Regions from separate parts of the Mus musculus genome. Here region 2 is linked to region 1. A link is a loop called in an ENCODE intact Hi-C map of the cell type or tissue named here. Cell type or tissue: left cerebral cortex. All regions are shown on one strand. Each heading gives the region's core, and the rest is flanking DNA. Links, peaks and the distances in the headings are about the cores only.

Region 1 (10,909 bases), core at 1,406-9,405:
AATTGTAGCTCATTGACAACCCGGCTGGAAGGATAGCACTTTGTGATCAGGCCTCTGCCCAGACCCCATTCCAGCCCACCCCACAAACAGCTCCTTCTCAGAGTCCTATCAGCATCGAGAAGCCCGCTGCATCACAAAAGTATCGGTGGGTCTAACTGGAACACAGGCGTCCCTAAATCTCTGCTTCATGTGAGGGCAACACCACAGCCTGTGAGTGTCAGGCTCATGGAATAGTGGCTGATTGGTGGGAAAGGCGAAAACCCTGTAAATGTCAGTTGTTTATTACAGGCTGCACGTGTGTCCAAGATCCCTGTGAGAGTCTCATCTGAGAGCGCCAAGCTATCATTCACACTGTGGGGAGGTTGTCTCAGGGGTCTGCAGATGATGATGGTTGTGGTATAGGTGGTGAGGATGATGGTGACTGTGGTGATGGTGATTGTGATGACAGATAGGGTGGTAACAATGGTACTCACCATGTGATGGGCTCTCTTTGAAGGGCCAGATCACTTCATTCTCAAAGCAGCCCTACGACATAGGTCCTACCGTTATCCTATTTTATAGGTGTTTGAGGTGACACACTGTTACACAAGGACCATGTGACTTCAGGGTACTCTCTGTTAATGTCTCTAAGGGGCAGCACACAGAGACAGTGACTAGCCTGACTTGTGGAAACACTGGCCTTTCTCTGCTCTATCTCTAAATAGCACCCTGGAACTCAGGAAGAGAAAGCCCTCCCTCATGAAGCACATGCCACGCCATCTGATCACAGCGAGGACCTTCCATGATGTGTAAGTTGACTGCAGAGTGAAGAAGCCAAAAGCTAGCGTGGACAGGATGGCCTCTCACAGGTGGACATAGCAACCCCAGGAAACACCTCTGACCCAGACGGATGGGAACTGGTGAGACACTTTTGATTCCATAGCCCAGTGACGAGGAACCTGTGTCTGGGGTCGGCAGACCTATTCCATGCCTTCCCACTGGATTGTGATCTTGGGGAATGGCTGACGGTTTCCTGGGCTGTGTGGTTGGGACACTGGAGAAGTGGGATTCAAAGGGGACCTGGCATAGGGCCTTCTTCAGTGTGACCCCTGAGTCCTCTCTGATACAGGGAGGCAGCAAGACAGAACCCAACACTGTGTCTGATGATCACAGACACTCTCTTAGGACATAGCCAAGACAAGTGTTAACAGTTGTTCAAGGTGATTGGAAGTATTTCAAAGAAACAGCTTCCTTAGGAAAGCCCTCTAGTGGGCTGAGGAACCCTGGCTGGCAAATCTTACCTCCTAATTTCAAGCTTCATCAACATGTGAACAACTTGGCCATGAGGATCTAGGGGACCTATTTGGCATGAGACAAACATTTCTTAACCAAAGAAACCATTCCGTTTTCCATAAACTTAAAGTCATCTTGAAAGTTAATATTGAATATGAGGTGAGTTTGTAGTAAATTAATTTTTAACCCCAACTGCTTGCAATAAACTTGGAGTGGAACTTGCCCTTTTGAGGAAATGGAGACATCGAACCATGAAATATTACTTTTCATTACTAATATTTCTAGAAGTAATAATCTCAGGTTAAAAACACCCAGTGAAGTTTTTTAATGCATCTAGGCCTAGACTAATGAATGCAGATCCAGAGAGTTTAAAAACTGACATTTGTGTTGAAGGGCCTTATCTTTGTGCTATCAAATCAGAATGTTTGTGTGAACACATGTGCATATGTGCATGCACACACATATACACACACATACCCAGGCATACATATACACATACACACATGCATACACATATACACACATAATCATAAATATACATACACAAATACATACATATATGCACACATACACATGCTGTGCACACATACACACACACATGTGCACACATACATATATACACACATATTTGTGTACATATGCACAAACACACACACACACACACACACACACACTCTGTATATGCACACTGTTAATCTTCCAGAAGGTTGAACAGAAATAGAAAGAATTTCTTTGTTACTGACATTACTTATTCATTTTTAAAAAATCTAAAACTGTAACTAACTGGCATAGTCTTTTGTGTATGCAGTGAATGCACAGGTGTGTAGCTGGGCCCACCTGTGCATACAAATGCAGAAGTCAGAGGAGGAAATGGGATCTATTTCCATATTGCTTTATTTTTGAGACAGGGTCTGTCCCTGACCCTGAAGCTTGTCATTTGACCTCGGCTGGCCAGCCAGTCAGATTCCTTGGCCCTGATGGGGCTGCAAGCACACATGGCTGTGCCTGGTTTTCACATGGCTGCCAGAGACTTCCTCAGGACCTTTGGAGGTCACATTGAGAGTTCTTTCCTGCAGAGCCCTCCACATCTATGCAGCCAAGCTGGCATGGTCCCAACCACAGTCTTTGTCCCCTTGCGTGAATCCTTTTGGTTATGGCTTTCGTTTACTAAAAAGTGCTTTCTTCTTTCACTTCCCACCCCAATCCTTTGAGTATGCATTTATTTTGTTAATTGGAACATCTCTCTCAAAGATTCTTCCCCCTCCATTACTCGCCTAGAGTACATTTCTCTACAAACCTCTGTACATGTCTACTTGCATTTTGTCAGCTTTGGCTATGGCTTGCGTGCCATCATCTTGGGCTGAGGGTTGGTGATGGCAGGAAGTCTGACAGGAGCTGGGGCTCTCAGGGTGAGTCTGCTTATAGCAGCATATTCACATCTGGAAGAGTGGCTGATGGGTGGCTGAAGGTATCTCTTATTGTGTAAAGGATTGCAAAGCCTTGTGCCTGTCTTCTCAGCTGAAACTTAAATGTCATTCTCTCTCTCTCTCTCTCTCTCTCTCTCTCTCCCTCCCTCTCCTTTCTCCTCTCTCCTCTCCTCCCTCTCTCCCCCCCTCTCTGTGTCTGTCTGTCTATCTGCTTCCTCCCTTCCATTTTCCTCCCATGTAAACAGCACCAGCCTTCTGACAAGAAGAGTTGCTCGCAGGAGGAGAGCATGAAGGATTACAACCGCTACTGCATCTGGCAAGAGCATTGAGGGGCGGATAAAGTCCTTGGACAAGTTTCTGGTGGGCAGGATAATGGCTCCAGAAGGTGTCCATTTTAATTATTAAAACATAGACATTATTACCTCTAAAGTTAGAGAGACTTTGCAGATGTGGTTGGGTTCAGGGCTTTGAGATGGGAGACCATCTGGCTTACTGTAGATTCACATCATCTACAAAAGAAAAAGCATGACCATGGGCTGACAACTGAAAAAGAAGCTGCAAAGGGCAGACTCAGCTGCAGCAGATACCCGACCTATCATCAATTCTGAAGATGGAGAATGGAGCCACAAGACAAACATGGAAGATGACTCTCTGGCTGGGGGAAGGCCCTCAAGCCTTTCAGCCAGCAAGGGAAAGGGACCACCATGCAGTGTAAGAAAGGAACTGTGTTCTTGCAGAGTGCTTGGGGAAACAGCCCACCCAGAGCCTCCAGACAGGATCAGGGCCAGATTCTGTTCATGAAACCTGGGCTGGCCTTTTGGTCTCCAAAGGCATGAGGCAGCAATATCAGGTTTACCTTGCTAAGCTTAAGGCAGAGTAGAAGTAGAAAAGTAACATAGAAGCAGAGCTTGCACCAAACTAAGGTAGTGGACACTCAGTCAACCATGGCCCATTGCTCAACTGTGGACACTCAGTAAACTGTGACCCATTGCCCAAGTGTGGACATGGTCAACTGTGGCCCATTGTTCAAGTGTTGACACAGTCAACAGTGGCCCATAGTCCAAGTGTTGACACAGTCAACTGTAGCCCATTGTTCAAATGTTGACACAGTAAATAAACCATGACTCATTGTCCAAGTGTGTCCCAAAGCTCTCATGGAGCTGATAGGTCTCATTTGCATCCTGCCTTTAAGTCAGAAACGACCCACCTCAATGTGCAGGGGATGCCTGTGTTCACTCCCCTATGGAAGTACGGGTTCTTGCCTGTTGTGTCCCAGCCATTGTCTGCCTGGCCACCAACTTCTCTGAACCTCTGTGAGATTGACACTTGTGAAGACCACTGATGAGCAAGATGATGGACTATTCATCTTTCTACTCCTGGATGATGTCACACGATCTTCTTCTACTTCTTACTTACCAGTGTTATCACCATGATGGGGGTTATTCTTTTAATTTAATTTTAAAAAAGGTTTATTTTTTATTTTATAGGTATGAGCATTTTTGCATGTCCAGTAATGAAGGCTCAAAGATGGAGCTGAATTCCCTGGCATGGGGTTCCTGGATGGTTTTAAGCCACCATGTGACTGTAGGGAACCCAACCTGGGTCCTCTGTGAAAACAGTGAGTGCTTCAGCCCTGAGCTCATCGTTGTTGTGTTTCCATAATACCCCAGACAACAGTTGGGAGTGTTTTCACCACAAAGAGACAGCAAGTGTTTATTGTGTGCTGATTACTACCTTATCATTACACAATGCACACATGCATCAAAACATCACATTTTCCCATAAATATGTACAATTATATGTCAATCAAAAGTAACGTAAAACAAGAGTAGGAAAGGCCTGGTGAGATAGGAGTATAACGCCCCACACTACCTCACAGGGTTTGCTTGCTCATCAATCATGACTAGCTCCAAGGCCACTGTGCAGGACATGAGGTGTCAAGAATTGTGGGATTATAAAAAAGGACAGAGAACAAAGAAAGAGGGGGAATTCCTTTGATTTTTAAAAAAGAGATAAACTGGGTCAAAAAAAGAAATATAGCTTAAATCTGTATTGTAAGCTAATTCCATTTTGAAGTCTTTTGGGAGACCTTGCATGTTCATTGCTATAAAGCCTTGGCACGCTGAGGATATCCCTCCATACACTGACATTTCATTCTAAGTTAATGCGCAAGGCCATGCCTTGCTTTTCTGGAAAGGAAAGGGCTGAGGATGGGAGGAAGCCCAAAACACATTGCTTTAAAACTCTACTTCCGAACGCATCCACTGTGTGACATTTAAGTCAGCAACAATTAGCCACAGCAGTCACAGGCATGCAGAAAGCCACGAGCCAAGCCTGTTGGCATGGGTGCCTTTCTGTAGCACATGGGTTAACCCTCAAGGTTCAGAATTCTCATGTTCCCTGAATGTGCACATCACCTCTCTTCAGTGGCTGTGTGTGAAATTTCCTCTGTGCATCTCTCCTGTCCCCTTGGACTGCTAGTCATCCTTACCCATCTCTCCTGTCCACTAGGATCCCCAGTCATACTTACCCATCTCATGTCTGCTCAGATTCCCTGTCATTTGGGACAGATACAGAAACCTAGAGTCTTGGAGGTCTGATTCTATCTAGAGGCCACAACCCTGGGCCTTAGTATCTTCACTTGTGTGCTGTGCGATGGTGACTCTCCTTCTTCCTCCCAACAGACTCAGGAAAATGTGTTCTCCTCCTTGCTATCATGGAATAGAGATTACCTTGTTTCTGTAGCCATGGCAACCAATTAAACAGAGCAGTGGTGAGGTAGCTAGGTGTATGGTAATGGCAATAGTAATGGAGATATTTATTGATACGCCCAAACAGGAAGAGAGGAGAGGGCCACCCGAGCTGCCTGTGTTCCATGCATGGTTCCCCTTCCCTTTCCCCAGCTGAGGTGGTCTTGTGGTGAGCTGGAGTGTACAGGATCGAGGTTAGCTAGCTGATGAAAGGGGGGTTCTAGGCTTCAGCCTTTGTGAATGTCATCATCCTTGGTGGGTTGAGACTTTACTGGGATACAGCTTTGGGGTTCCCCACACCCACTGATGCTGTGTAGGCAAGCCAAAAGACTCATTGGTCCCTTAAAGTTGATGTTGGTGGAGTCCTTACTCTGGTGTCGAGTCTGGGGTAAAGACATGTCTATTCACATCTCCATAGGCAGGAAAACCTAGGGCAGCAGCAGGGGCACTGGAAAGCTGTGGGAGAGCGCTGAGGTGCTGTCAGCAGGAACAGTGCAGGTACAGTTCTTGCCTACACTTGTTTCTCCCAGCAGTCTGAGAACCTGATTCTGACCCAGTCTGGTGTTTTCCATTCCCCACCTCAGAAGCAAATTAAGGGCGGAGGGAGGGGGGACAGGTCTGTATTGGCTTACAGTCTAACAAGGTGGGGAAGACCGCAGCCCAAGTGTATGCTAGCTTTCTGTATTGTATTGTATTGTATTGTATTGTATTGTATTGTATTGTATTGTATTGTATTGTATTGTATTGTATTGTAGTCAGGAAGCAGAGGCTAGATAGGAATCAGGACCAGTCTAAATAGTGTCAAGGCCCACCTCCACTGACCCACTTCCTCTTTCTAGGCTCCACCATCTGAAGTTTCCATAGTCTCTTGAACAGCGCCACCTGCTGGAGACAGAGTCTTCAGGCACACGAACCTCTCTCAGGGTTGGGATTCCACATCCAAACCGCAGAAGCTGGTCTTGCCAGCCTGCTGTCAGCCTCTCAGCTCTGGCCACTCCATCCAAGGACCGCTGCTGTCTGCTAGCAGGGTGAGGAAGATTTAAGATGTCATCTGTCCCCATCAGTGCCCTAAGTATACAGGGCTGAGTGGTTGCTCTCAAGCTGTTCCCACCGGGCAATGGAACCATTCCTTACTTACTGGTTTATTAACAAAAAAACATTTCCTAACTCACTATTGTAATAATAATGATTATTGCAATTCAAGGCTGTCTGAATTACTATTTTTTATCTTCTATTACCAGTGTCATTAATAATATGTGAAGGTCTATGCATCTCCATCCTGAAGTTTTGAGCCACCTGAGCCAGCCATGGGGATATTTGTACTTACTCTGTCCTGTAAGGGAGCTCTTGGGACTTGGTGTCACCAGGCCAGCCTGGTGCAGAGTTGTATCCCTGAAGGTATACCCAGGTAGCTGAATGTCTCTGTCTCCTGCCACATCCTTGACCACATACCACATAGCCATGGGCAACTTGTGAGATCCTTGTGAAACAGGGGTGGATATGGGGCCTCTGGAGGGATTCTGTCTTTGGAGGAGTTTTGTGATTGTGGTAAACAGCACAGAACAAGAGGAGAGATGGGACATGATTGTCACTGACTTTTGTGCCTCTTAAGGCATCTGGGGGAATGGGAATGGTATTTGCAGAGTCTCTGCATAGACTCAAGAAAGTTGATGCCTTTCATGAAGCCTCCGTCACCATGAGTTAAGGCTAATAAAAAGTAAAATGTACACTAGAGATCTTGGTATCATTCTGTCAAATTATTCTATGCTATTGAAAATAATTCCAAAGTCAAGCATTTTCAGGAATAAGGTTTGAATTACACTCTAATCAGGACTTCGTGGGGTCTAGAACAGGACATCTGCAGAAGTACTGACATGCACGCACTCAGACAGCAGTCAACTGGAGATCTGCAGCAGCTCCCAGCCTGGGCCTCCTTGTCTGGCAGGTCCATATCACCCCTGTCCAGGTTCCTTGGCCCCGAGAGTCAACTTCAGCACTCAGGCTTGGATTCATCCTTAAAATAATCACTTCTCCGATTCGGTCGATGCCATCCTAATCCACACACCCCTACCCGCTCTTGATTTCTCTGGAGCCGACAACTGGTGAGATCCTCTCAAATGAATCTTGAACGTGCAGAACTCAAGGCTGACTGTCCCCCAAGTATTCTATGGTTTGCCACAATGGGTCCTTATTCCTCTGTTTTTGCTAGCTGGACAGGGGCAGGCTGTAGGAAGAGCACGGTTGCACAGAGATCCTCCCTTAGGGAAGCCAATATCCAAGGGGCAGAAGGGGAGGACCTCTGAGCCACTTTCATTAGAGAGATGAGCAAGCATGGTAGGGACTGACCCACAGGCCCCGTGACAGTGTCCCCAAGGAAAGTTTATATTAGAAAGCAGCAGGGAATAGAACCATGGCTGGGGGCATGGAGCTCTGCCTGCTGTCATCAAATCAGGTACCCAGTGTGAGAAGTGCTTCGGGTTCTCCTGCTTGCTATGTTTGAGGAGAAAGCGCTTGTGTCGGGTGGCACTTACCTGCAGAGGTAAGAGACAGACTGTGTGTGCTCAAGTCAGAACACCGGAAAGCTTCCGAGGCTGTGTCAGATAGAAGGTGGAGTCAAGGGGAATCCTCCATGGGTCCTCTCTGCAGACGGCAGGAAGGGCCTTCGGATCTGTAGTGGGAGCTCTCAAGCAACTCAGAGAGGCGTACCTGAGTGGATTAACCCAAGTCATCCCCGAGAGCGCTGACCGGGCATAAGTGACTCACCATTATATATTAGCCTTTAAAACTTTAATAAGGCTCCTCTTAATGTGTAAAGCCAATATTTTCCTTTCTCTGTGTTGGAAAGAGTTGTGCTTTGAGGATGACCAGATCTGCCTGTGAGTGCTGTAGTGTCTTGTGTCTGTGGGCTCCTCAGGAGCCCCAGACTTCTGCAGGACCAGGTCACACAGGGTTCCTGACTGGGTGGTCCACATACCTCTTCCTATCCCAAGGCAATATCTCCTAGTCTATCATCTCATTAATAGGTATTTTGAACATCAGTTACCCACCATGCATTGGTACTGCAGATGTGAGCAATTGACCTACCCATCGTTCTTGGGGGAGGGGGGCTCTCATTGCTGCTGGGATCCAAAGAGGAAGGAGTGTTCCCTAGTCACACATCAGGGCTCAGGGCTGGTAATATAAACTATTACCTAAGAAGCCTGGTGCTGCAGAGAGCAGAACGTGCGGGATGTTCAAGGTGTGCATGGCTGACCGTGTCAACACATTCATGCAATGCTTTCCTGTCAGGAGGGTCACATACCAGGCTATGTGGGAACATCTAGTGGAGAGACCTTTGGGTGTTGTTATAACCAAGCCGATCTAGAGGCCCTCTCAACAGTGATGTGAAGCATCCTGCAGAGCCCACTTACTGGAGGAGAGACAGAGTCTGGTCCTTCAGGTGTCTGCAGCAGCCTTCAGCTGAGCTGATGTTGGAAAGAGTTGAGTTCCTGACGAGGTGAGTCCTGCTGATAAGTCCCACTGTGGAAATCAGGGCCATGCTGTGTGTTCCACTCCTGAGAGATAACATCCTCCTTCCTGTGATAGGTGAGGAGGAATCCAAGGATGTTCCTTCTTCAGCTTCAACATCTTCCTCCCGAAGAGGGCTTCCTGCAGCCACGAAGTGTGCTCCCCACAGTGTGTCACCCCACAGCATCCACGCAGGCCCTGCTTCCTCAAGGCTCTGAGGGTTAGCTTTTGGAGTTGATATGCTCTGGCACCGTTTGCTGCTGTACTGCGCCTGTGTGGGGTGTGGAGCTTTTGGGATGGGAGAGGAGGCACAGAGCTGAAGTCATGGCTAGCAATGGCTACCTGCCCAGGCTGCTGGTCAAATTCTCCTAGCAGAGTCAAATCACAAAGTGGGCTTAAAGTGAGATTACAGAGGCAAAGTCTGGAATCACTTTGATCTCTGTCTGTCTGTCTTTGTCTCTCTGTGTCTGTCTGTCTCTGCCTCTCTTCTCTGTCTCTTTCTCTCTCCTCCTCCTTTCTGTTCATCTTTTTCTCCATCTTTCTGTGTCTCTAAATATCTCTTCCTCTCTCTGTCGTCCCTGGCCTCCCCTCCCATCTGTCTTCTCTCAGTCTGTCTGTCCATTTCCTTCTACCTCTCTGTGAATCTGAATATTCCTTTCCCCCTCTCTACTGTCCATCCTCCAACTTCAAGCCCTTGGTTCTTGTAGCAAATGGGAGCAGCCACCTTGGCTCAGAGCTAGTTCCCTTAAGGGAAACGTTGATGCCCTGTGTCCATCTCCTAGAAACTACCTGGGTGGGAGGTGGCACCTGAAAAGGACACTTCCCTGCTGCCCCCTAGTGACCGCCACTAAGCAAGATGCATGCAAGTGGAGCCTGTGACCTGGGAGAGACTTCAAGTCCAGTGTGAAGAGCACACATGTAAATATTCATGGTTGCCTAGCCACTGAGCTGCAGAGCTGAGACAGGAACCAGACTGAGGCTTACTGCTCCTTCCCTGATCTTGCCAGGGCACCAGGCTGTGCTGAAGAGGGGGATTCTGAGGAACCTGTGGATGCCCCTCCTTCCCATGTCTATTAGGTGTCTCTTCTATCAACACCAGGCAGGACATCCTGATACATCCTCTGCTTCCTAGATGCCTCCTAAGACGGACTGGCTCATTTCCACTGTTGGGGGACAGATGTGCCTGGCATGTGCCACACCCCAAATCCACAGACAGTTATGCTGGTAGGAAGGGATCCCCTTTGACTCTACCAGCCACCCCAGCAGAAACAGGGATTGTGATCTTCAGAGTCAGCTAACTGCCTGCTTCATCCACTTTTGTTGGATTCTTTTCCTCCTAGCATTTCTTATCTTTTTTATCTGCTCACGTGGCAAGATTCCCCTCTAATTTCCCACTGATTACAGCCATGCTCCATGTGGAAGCCAAATCCACGGTCACTATGAAGCTGGCAGGAGCTCTGCTGACAGGCTGGGCTCTGCCTGCTGTCCCTGTGGGCTGTAGCGTCAGCCCTTCAGCAGCCATGTTCATTGGGACAATTTTATCAAGATTTCCTTTCCCTGCTTTATTGCTTCCTTCCTTGGTTACTTTATTAAAATTTAAAGTTCCTTATTAAAGTTACCTTTTTCATGTGACAACGGTAAGCTTTTATAACTTCAGCCACAAAACCTCCGTGAGTCTTTGTAGAGGACTCTCTAGGGTGCAGGGCAGGGCAGCAGGGGAGTCGCTCACTCTTTAATGTTTCTTTACAGCTTCAATTATTTAGAACCATCATAAGCTACCTTAGTGAGTGGCTTTAACCCAAAAAAGAAGATTTCTGGCTCTTAGAGTTACTTTTTCTCATAATCTTCATATATATATACATATATATATATATATACATATACATATCAGAATATATAAAATATATAATTCAAAATTTATATATTATAATTACAAACATACACAAATATATA
Region 2 (10,909 bases), core at 1,015-9,014, 120 kb before region 1:
ACTCAGTCTCCTTTAATGATGATTTTGGCCTGAGCTTTACAAGTGTTCTGAAACCTTCTGACCTATGCTTAGTTTCCACGAGATACAGAAAGACTGGGGCCAGTGCTGTTGCATCTGCTCCAGGGGGCTCAGGACCCAGACACACCTAATTCTGTCATCCTGGTGTTTGTAGACCAGCTCTCAGGACCACTTCACTCTTCCTGTTGGCACCATTGTCCTAAGAGTTGCATTTCCCAGCCTGCCTTGTAACTAGCTGTGACCAAAGGGCTACTACGGTGAGAGGAAGAGGAAGAAAGGAAGGAAACCGGGTGTTTTATTCCTCCTTACTTGAGAGGAGGTCTTCTGATGACCAAAGTATGGATACTTTGGTCCTCCTTTAGAAGGGGGAACAAAATACCCATGGGAGCAGTTACAAAGTGTAGAGCAGAGACTGAAGGAAAAGCCATCCAGAGACTATCCCACCTGAGGATCCATCCCATATACAGTCACCAAACCCAGACACTATTATGGATGCCAACAAGTGCTTGCTGACAGGAGCCTGATATAGCTGACTTCTGAGGGGCTCTACCAGTGTCTGACAAATACAGAGGTGGATGCTCTCAGCCAACCATTGGACTGAGCACAGGGTCCCCAATGGAGGAACTAGAGAAAGGACCCAAGGAGCTGAAGGGGTACAGCATCATAGAAGGAACGACAATATGAATCAATCAGTACCCCCAGAGCTCCCAGGGACTAAACTACCAACCAAAGAGCACACATGGAGGGACCCATGCCTCCAGCCACATATGTAGCAGAGGATGGCCTTGTCAGTCATCAATGGGAGGAGAGGCCCTTGGTCCTGTGAAGGTTCAATGCCGCAGTATAGGGGAATGCTAGGGCTAGGAAGAGGGAGTGGGTGTGTTGGTGAGCAGGGGCAGTGGGGAGGGGATAGGGGGTTGTCAGAGGGGAAACCAGGAAAGGGGATAACAATCGAAATGTAAATAACGAAAATATATAGTGATAAAAACCGAATACAGAAAGAGAGAGAGAGGACCTTCTGTATCGGCATGCATGTTCCCATGATGGTGTGGGCTCTCCATTTCTTCTCGGTTAAAGCTGGCACATCTTACCCATGGGTTGTTCTCCAGGAGCACAGTCATAGCCACCCACATCCTCACGGACTGCACAAATGATGGAGTACAAAGAGGAGACCGGGATGATGGAATAGTGGGGCAGCTCAGAGTTTGCAAGTACAAATGCTGAGCCTGCGGTCAGGACCGACCTGATCCAGGAGAGTAGCAGCTCCTCACTGTTCCTGTGGATCAAACACCCAGGTGCACTAGGGACTTGGTTAGATATTAATAGGCTTGGTGACTGTTGCTGAAGGACCCCTTTCTTGTTATCAGCACTTTTTAAAGCTGAGCACACCAAACTTCAGGACTCTGGCATTTAATAAAAACTGGGACCTCAGTTATGTCTTTGACCCTGGGTAGAGACATGGCATTTTGAGGCTCACAGAAGGTTATCAATGAGCAAGTATCTAAACCCAGTAAGACCACACTACCTTGGCCAGCGTTTCCAGTGAAGAACAAGGAGTGAGCACTGTCTCCTTCCAACGAGTCAGTCCGAATGGGCCTGTCAATCATCTGGACAGGAACTCGCCCCTCAGGAAAGCTGTAAGAGACTATGAGTACTAGGAAGGAAGTCCATCTAAAATGCAGGTCGAAGTAGGGACCGCTCTGGCCACCATCTACCTTCAGCCCCTTTAGAATGTTCTGCTCTGCTTTGTCATTAGCCCTGCCTGGGCAGTGTGTGCTTCTCTATGTATCTCATCTCACAAGAACTAGAAAGCCAGAGTGAGTTTCCCAAGGAACACGATGGAAGGCCAGCACCACAGGCCTGGGATCTGTGGACAGGCAAACCCTGCAAAAATGATAACCAGGTTGACCAATAGCAAAACTCAGAAAAAGGTTAACAACAAAACCCAGGCAGAAACAGAAGACAAAGTGCCCAGGACCTGGTAGGAGACACTGGCTGCGGACTGTCACCTTAGAGAGTGTGGTCACATGATCTCTATAGTGAGAGCACAAGTGTCCTCTTTAGAGAGAGCGTGGTCACGTGTCCTCCTTAGAGTGTGGTCATGTGTCCTCCTTAGAGAGAGCATGGTCACATGCCCTCCTTGGAGAGATCGTGGTCTTGTGTCCTTAGTGGGAGCATGGACATGTGTCCTAGTGTTTGCTATACTGTCACTGGTTTCTAGTCACTGTATGGCACATCTTGTGTATGTTTTTCCTTCTCTCTTCTTGGCATCCCACAGGGTATAGGAAGGATCCTGATTCTCACCCTCAGTTCACAGAGAAAACGTTGCTTCTCACCTGGCTGCTTTGCTCCAAACTGCTAAGCAATAACTAGTGCCGTGAATGTGTTTCCTCTGACGTCAGAGTGTGTCTGCAGCCAGCAGCTCCTAGGTCTCTCCAACGCCAAGGAGGTCCTCTTTGAGGGTCACTTTGGGGATGGACCCCTTTGTACTGCCTTTACTGAGTGTGGCTAAAGCTCTGAAACCCTGGCTGGTGTAACTGCTGGGCACCGGGGCCCAGATCTCATTGCTTTAATTTCCTTATATTTTAGAAGAAGCTAGAAAACATAAGTCATAAAGCGAAATGCGCTTATTTCTAGTTCAACTAGAGGTGGACAGGGAAAGGAAATCTTTTTTTTCCCTACCACATCTGTCACCGCCTTACAGTTTTAAGAACCACAAGAGGCTGGGCAGTGGTGGCGCACGCCTTCAATCCCGGCACTTGGGAGGCAGAGGCAGGTGGATTTCTGAGTTCAAGGTCAGCCTGGTCTACAGAGTGAGTTCCAGGACAGCCAGGGCTACACAGAGAAACCCTGTCTTGAAACAACGACAACAACAACAAAAACAAAAAGAAAAATAAGAACCACAACAAGAGTGCATACAGACACGTAACTGTGAAACAGGCAATCCGGCTTTTCACTGTGGGAAGGGCGCCTGGCTCCAGGTTGCTTCACTTCTCTGTTACAGAGACAAGGTTTTATTTAAGCTTCAACAGAGGAAAATGTGGCACTCCTTACCCCTCATTTTGAAAGAGAAAAGACTCAGGTTTCATGGGATACAAAGTTTCTCATCTCTAAGCCCACCCGCTCTTTAGAGGGAGCACAGTCTTTGTATCTTATCTTTGAAGGTCAGCTTCAGCTTCAGACCCTCTTAAGCCATCAGACTTTCCCTAGGGCTTTATTTGGGCTCACGGTTTGAGAGGATTCAGCCTGTCATGGTGGGAGCATGAGGCAGTGTGGGGCAACTGGTCACACTGAGTCCCAGGTCTGCAGTCAGGAAGCGAAGGAGTTCGACCCCAGAGCTCCACCTGCTTTCCCCCACTTCTCTTTTTATCCAGTGTGGGTCCCGCACCATGAGTGGATCTTCCTCAGTTAAAGCTCTCTAGAAACATGTCCTCTGGGACATGTGCAGGTATGAGGCATATTAATTTTGAAGTGGATAGATAGATAGATAGATAGATAGATAGATAGATAGATTATAGATAAAACCAGTCTGAAGGGATAAGAGATTCAGTATGAGGCAGAGAAAGGACAGAGGCAGAGAAAGGGCAGGGGATCCAGGTACAGGGTCTGGTTCTTGAACCCCCAAAAAGTTAATGCCAATTATCATCTTGATAGACATCTTGATAGACTCTGTCACTGCATTGGAGGTGGGGCATGCCTGGAGGAGGGGCTGTCTTGGTTAGCTTGGTAAGGTGAACACTAGTGCCTGCCCTAGGGCCTGAATACAGAGGGGCACAGGCAGTTCTGAGCACAGACTTTGGAGTCCAGCAGAGACAGGTTTACTTCCTGCATCCCTGGCTGATGAGTTGAGACCTCTCTGAGAGTCTTCTACTGCACATTGGTCTCCTAGGAGCAACAAAACCATGGGCCGATAGCCATCAGCAGAACCTGGCACCTCAAATGCTCTGTGAAGAGCGTGGATATTGTCTCTATTATTCTGACTGTTGTTACTTTTATTAACAGTTTGCTGTTCTGCCAATGTCCTCTTCTGTCCCTTTGGCCTACGAGTCGCCCTTCAGCGAGCACTGTTCAAGGGATGCAGACTTCGAGACAGCCCCCATTCTCCTCCGTTCACTTTCAATTGCCTTTTAATGGCTGAAGGATGAAGTGAAATTACAGCCTTGGGTAGCAGCTTGCCTGGGTGGCTGGAACGGTCTGGCCCTTTGTATCATATACTATAGCTGCATTTATGGTCCCCAGAGCAAAGACAGAGCACAAATCAGACCCTTTATTGCTTCTGCTAGCTCAGCAAGGAGAACAGTCCCAAGGGGGTAGAGGCCGAGGCCCTGGCCGTGAGTGAAGCACTTTGCTCCCAGGACTGTGAGTAACATCAGAGTCAGACGAGCTCTCTGGTGACATTGGCTTAGGCAAGCAATATGTGATGACCAACATGCGCACTATGGTGTGTTCTCTCTCTCTCTCTCTCTCTCTCTCTCTCTCTCTCTCTCCCTCTTTCTCTTTCTCTCCCCCTTCTCCCTCTCCCCCTCTCTCTTTCTGCTTTATCTCTATATGCTCTGCCTAATGAGTCAACTTGCTCTTTAGCCAATAATCTATAAAAATAAAATGTCACTTGTAAATCAAACAAGCAAATAAAAATGGTTGGAAGCACATGGCGAATCTAGGCCCTGCTCACTCTCTGTGACTACGGAGACTTTCCTCTCCTGAGCTTTTCAGGGACACTTTCAAATCTTTGTCATAAAACGCAACAGCCATGCCATACTGGCTTTGGTTTCTGCGAGTGACAGCCCTGGGTGACTCTCTGATCATCAGCCTCTGAGTCTTGTTCACATCTCACGGGGAGTGGTGATGTTAGAACTGAGGGGATTCGCCCACTGCTGTCCTGGGACATTGTCCTGCACGACTCTGAACCAGACAGAGTGGGCACTGGCAGATCAGGGAAGGCTTCTTCCGTGTCCAGCTCCAGTTTATTGGGGTTAGTTACAGGCACATGAGCTGACTCAAAGCCAGCCATACCTCCCAGGAGGCATCCCTTGGAGGATCTCTACTATGGAAGAAGTCTGTAGTATGGATGACCAGCAACACCCCACACTGCAGAGAGTCCTGGGTGATGTAATGGTGTCTATGCAACTGGGGTCTCACCTGAGTCTACTGTTTACTTCTCATACAGCCTTGGCCAGTAGAGGGCGCTCATGATCATGCCACGTCCCTCCACAAGGGAAAATTAACAGGCCAGGTCTCCAGTGGGTAACCACAGCCTCTCTGCTATGGTGGTCTCAGCCAATTGGGAGGAAACAGATGCATAATATATAGACTCTTGTGGGGGAAAAAATCCCATAACAATGGTGACCTAAATCTCATTGGTTCAAAAGTCCATACCCATGACAAATAATACCATAATAATTACCACATTATATTTTATGTGTTCTAGAATATATATCTTATTGGTAATGTGTATTCACTAAACATGTAATGTGCCTAATGTGCATATGTGTGTGTGTATATATATATACATATATACATAAATTTGTGTAAATATATGTGTGTGTATATATATATATATATATATATATATATATATATAATCCATATATGTATACACACACACACACACACACACACACACACACACACACACACACACTGTGGCTCCAAACGCCTCATGAACAAGAAAACATACTGAATCAGGCTCAATAAAAGTAATTCCATCAAGAAACCTAATAAACACGAGTTATATGAGGCTACCACCCACATAACATGGCTGGCTGTTTTACAGTAAACTTTTTATATAAGTACAAGAAAAGTTTCTCTAAAATGATGGTAAGATACAGCATGGTAAGATACAAAAAAAAAAAAGTTTATGACCACTATCAGTATTACACATTCTGTAACTCACAGGGCTGTCACAGGACCAGCTTCACAGTAGGCATATTAACCCAGCATCTCCACAGACATTGAAGGGATGCACATGGCAGCAATGCTACAATGGCTACGGGGTCACTGGGGCCTGGGGCTTTTCCAGTTGTATGTGTGTAGTCTTACGTGATCAGTGTCTCACATGTTCTCTCTGTCATCTCACATGGTGCCGTGGGGTGTGATTGCAAAGAAAACCTTTTGAAGCTGTGGATGATAATGTTGTTGCCAAAGTTTACAGTATAGAACTGGGCAGATGAGGCAAGGCGAGATTCACCACTGACCACACAACATCCACTTGTAGAAACTGCGTGGTGGAAAGAGAAAACAGACTCCCGAAGTTGTCCTTTGACCTTCAGGTGCAGCGTGGAAGGATGCGCACACACACACACACACACACACATACACACAGAGACACACACACACATACACATGCACACACTAAAACTTAAAAATAAAGTATTAAGCTAAAGAGAACCATGCAATTAAGTTACAAAAACATCTAATGTTTTAAGTAAGTTTATGATTTTTGTATTGGGTCATTCACAGCTATCCTGGACAGTGATACATGTGACTTTTGGGCCACAGGTTAGATGTGCCTGGATGTCACTCAGCATGGCAGAGCTGCAAGTACCTGGCCCTCCCATACTTGCTGTAGATCTCTCTCATGGTAGCAGATTCTGCTCCACATTGCTTTTTAGCTCAGTTGCATGGCTGAGCTATCCCCTTCTTCAAGACAGTGCAACATGGGAGCCAAACAGCCCCACACTGTAGCACATGCCCCTTCGTCAACAGCAGCCAGTCCTGATGGAACTGCAGGAGACCATAGCCCCAGAAGCTCCCAAGTGGGGACCTGCCACCTTCTGTTCTAATTCATTGAGCTTCCAGTCTGGGTCTGCCTGGGCTGAGGTGAGGGATTCATTAAGGCACATATTAAGCACTCAAAGATTTGTGCACTATATAAACAGTGGGGCAGGTATTGATCTTTCTGTTTCCAAGAGGGTGGTCCATCAGCTTTCCTGCTGAATGAGAAATGGCTCCCTTAGGGTATTCTTGCTCTCCGGGAAATAGAGCCTTCTCCTGAGGCCCCAAATGAGGATCACTCTAAGTGATCACAGAGACTGAGCAAGGCCTTGCTCTTAGGCCTGACCAGACTTTGAGCATCTAGAGTCTTTTGCTGGTGCCAACAGCTCTTCCATTGCTGCCTAGACTGGGTGGGTTCCCGTCAGCATAAGTATAGACCTGAAGCCCAGGGTCTTTGGCAAGCCATGGTATTCAGGAAGAATTTGCTAATTTCTTTTGATTTTCATGGCATTCATTTTTAAAATGCTATTTGTGGTGAGTTGTATTTTTAAGTGGAACTCTGAGAAGTGAAATAAGTTGAAGAAAAATATGGATACGTGATATGGTACAGATGGTGTGTGGCCGGGACAAGGCTCCCAGACAGACATTACATTTGAGAGATGTCAAAGAATGCATGATGAGAACACAGGGGTTCCCAGTAGGCAGAGAGCAGAGCTGAAAGCAGGCTTTAGGGCAAGGTAGGGACTGCTGTTAGGTGCCAGAATACCTTCTGGGGTGAAACAGTGCTGTCAGGGACTGTCTAAGCCTTAACCCGCTGTGGTCTAGGTTCACTGATAAGGCAGGAGAGGGGAGTAGCTGGCCAAGGCAGGAGGAGGGAGGGAGTAGCCCACAGGCTGTGATGTTCTGGGAAGAAGAGGACACTGGGCTTCTCTGGGCAGACCAAACCCTTAGTGCCTGGCCACTGTTATTTGATTTCTGTCATTCTGGGAAATGAGCCCCCATTTTATCTTGTAGAAATATCTCCACTGGTGTGAATGTGAACACACTAAGGCAGGTTAAGAGTTCTATTGCCTCCATGGTTGTGTCAAGGCTAGGTTCCTCACCCAAGACAGTCGAAGAAAAAAAAATCAGAAATACAGACACTGCCTTCCTGCCTGCCAAGTTTGTGCAGGTGGCAAGAGCTGGTGGTGCTGGGCTCCTCCTGAGGTGAATACCACCTAGGACTGTGGAACTGAGGGACTCAGGGAAGGGCAATCATACCCCCGGGTCCTGGTCTGCACCTAGCTCCAGCCCAGGCTGGACCTTCCATCAGTGGAAGCCCATGAAGCCCTCTCTCTTACTCGATTTGCTGAAACCCATCTGAATTGAGCCTTTGTTATTAAAGCTCAGCACCCCACCTACAGACAAATCTCCGGAGCTCTGGACTGCGGGACTCATCTGGGGAATCAGAGAAACAGGCACCTAGACTTCAACCTGTGGCCCAGCTCCATGTGAGCCTCTCATTGCTCTGGTTATCAGGGGTGTAAGGCAACAGAATTGCACGGAGGATTTAGGAAAATGGTGGCGCAGAAGTCCTGGGTCAACAGAAACTGTAGCTAATGGCAAGAGCCGCTGAAGTAGAAACTAAGTTATAATAGCAGCTGCAGAGATGTTCCTGGTAGCAAGACACCCTTGACCGACTCTGTCTTGGGGAGGGGGAGTTGCAGATCTACAGTGCCAGCAGAGAAACAAAGGTATAGTCTCTGATCACAGCTCACTAGTATGCCTTATTCCTGTGGGCTCCTACGCCTGCAACAAGCCCTGCTGCACACAGAGGCCAGCACACAGGTCACAGACCCACAGATTCACTAGTGCCAGAACACTGAACCATCAAAGTGCACTGAGCCCGTCTTGCCTTCACTACACTGCTGGATAAGTTTAGCAGATCAAACTTGGAGGAAGAATTCACCCATCCATCAGCCATTGTTCTCACTCAGCTGTCCCACAGCCTGGCAGCCTGGCGGCCTGGCGGTAAAACGTCTGCTTAATATTCCATTTGTAAGAGGATGTGCAGCTCCGACTCATGCTCACCAAGCGGCTTGTCAAGAGCAACCTGAAGTAAATAACAAAGGAAGCCAGCAAGAGCCACCCATCAAGTGTCCTACACTGTCACCTGCCAGAAGCCACTTGGCAGAGAGCATCCCCCGCACTGCACCCCATGCAGGGATCTCTGAGTCACTAAGATGTCCACAGTAGTCTGCAATCTGCTCCAGAGAGCCCAGGGGCTCCTCTGCCTTGTTAAGCCTGGCAGTGGTTTTGTTATTCTCAGCTCCCAGGACTGAGGCTCAACAACAAGGGGCAGCTGTCTGTGAACACCAGGCAGATGCATCCGATCACACGGACTGCTGACCTCAGCTAAAACGTGAGATGAAAATTACTTACCTGTCACCACTGAGACGCCATCAAAACCATGTTGTGGACACCCGATCTGCTTATCTGGAAGAGGTTCCGAGGAAGAGTGGACCGTGACACCCCTAATAGACCTCTGTGTGTCCCAAGATGCTTGCTACTCAGCTCAAGAGCCGTGATTGACTGCTGTAGTATTTATTAATGGCCAGCAGCCACAAAGCCCATGTACTACAACAGTGTAGTATGGTATCAGGCATTGTTGGCTGCTTAGGTTTCCTTGGCGTGGGTCACACGTAGGTGGTACACAGGTGTATGTAAATGACAGCAAGGTCTCCTTTCTGCTCACTTCCCCCACTGGCTCTGAGGACATTGTAAGGCACTCTGGGTACTGGGTGTCACTCTGGAACAGCGTGAGTGATACAGTCCATCATGCTTCATCTACTTTAAAAAGTAGTTCTAGAACAGCCCCAGTGGAAACTGCAGAATTTTGCTGGTTACCCTTGCCCCTCTCACACACAGCTTCCCCTAACCCCACCAGTGTCACTGTCTCTACGAGAGCAATGCATTTGTTGTCATGGATAGACCTAGGTCAAGTCACCACAGTGGCTAGAAGTCCAGTTTGCAGACATCCCTGTCAGGGTTAAATTCTGAAGGTTGGAACAAAAGTACCATGATGTGTGGCCTCCAGTGTCATATGGAGGAACTTCTGTGGTCATGAACACTCTGCTCTCCCCTTCCAACACCCACCCCTGCCTGCTTGAACCCCTTTGCTAGTCCCTCTTAGCCTCTTTTGGGCTGAGGCAGAGCTGGAAGAACATAATAACAGGCTTCCGACTGGCCTTGATCACCCAGTCACCTGCTCTTTTGTGCTTTTGACTTCTCATCACTTCAGTGTATCTGCAGTTGAGGTCAGACATGTTTGAGGAAACGGTATGCTGCTTTGCATTGAGTTTGCAGATGTGGTTTCCTGGGCTCCCAGCTGGCCACCACCTGTGGCAACTATGTTACAACTTTAGCTGGAGTTGAAACATTCCTGAAGTTTCCGGAAGTTCTGAAGGGCTGTGCCTTAAGATCAGGAAGAAAACCAATGCCTATGAAACAGACATAGGCTTCTCCTTCCCCACTTGCCACACCTGGCTGAGTAAAGGCAGCCTTTGACATCTCATACCCCCCACCTCTGCTGTCTTACCGTGATCAGAGCTAAAGTCTAAAATCTATTTTTGTTCCCCCTTTAGAGAACATCTGGGTACAATGTCCAGTTTTTGATGTGTGTGGGAGCGTGTTCGAGTGTGTATGGGTACATGAATGTGAAGGTACATGTAGGAGCCCAAGGTTAATGCTACAAATCTTCTCTGCCTCCCACCTCACTCTCTGAAGCAGGACCTCTCAATCAAACCCAGAGCTTACTGATACGGCTGTGTGCGTAGCAGAGTTTGCTCTGCTTTCCCAGGCTGGATTTACAAGCAGGCCAGTGAACCCACCTGGTACTTACTTGGGTCCTGGTTATCTGAACTCTGCTCCCCAACCCTGTGATCCTGGCTTTCACTGCTGAGGCAAGCCATCTCTCCAGTCCAAGAGTCTACTTTTTGTGGCCTCTTTTATGATGTTTCTAATGGCCAGGGTTAAGAATTTGTCACAAGCAGGCAGGGGAAAGTGCTGTCTCACCCAAACATCGAAAAAGGATTTCTGGTGGAAGTACAGAAGGCTCAGCTGGTGCCTTGAAAACTGGGAAGCGGCATCTCTCGAGCTGAGTTCATCCTGCTGGACTGCCGGAGTAAAGGCGCAGGTC

Evidence for each region. Peaks named below come from ENCODE experiments on the same cell type or tissue, not always from the same donor. Only the 100,000 strongest peaks of a DNase experiment are listed, where the experiment ranks them.
Region 2: it touches region 1 in a loop (11-fold over the local background); 2 of 42 quality-filtered maps call a loop at or near these places.

Annotation. Positions count from the first base shown.
Region 1 is chr2:178,658,856-178,669,764 of GRCm38, forward strand. It overlaps Gm35695 (predicted gene, 35695), which reads left to right and starts at 506. Exons shown (of 4, transcript NR_166157.1): 1 at 506-607; 2 at 705-899; 3 at 4,187-4,317; 4 at 6,289-6,652. In left cerebral cortex, for the core only: a CTCF peak has its summit at 6,350 (motif pointing left); a DNase peak (open chromatin) is centred at 6,334; H3K27ac peaks cover 276 bases.
Region 2 is chr2:178,537,054-178,547,962 of GRCm38, forward strand. No RefSeq gene overlaps it. Among named protein-coding and RNA genes, the nearest start is that of Gm35582, 40 kb to the left of the region's middle. In left cerebral cortex, for the core only: a CTCF peak has its summit at 5,194 (motif pointing right); DNase peaks (open chromatin) are centred at 1,148 and 5,204.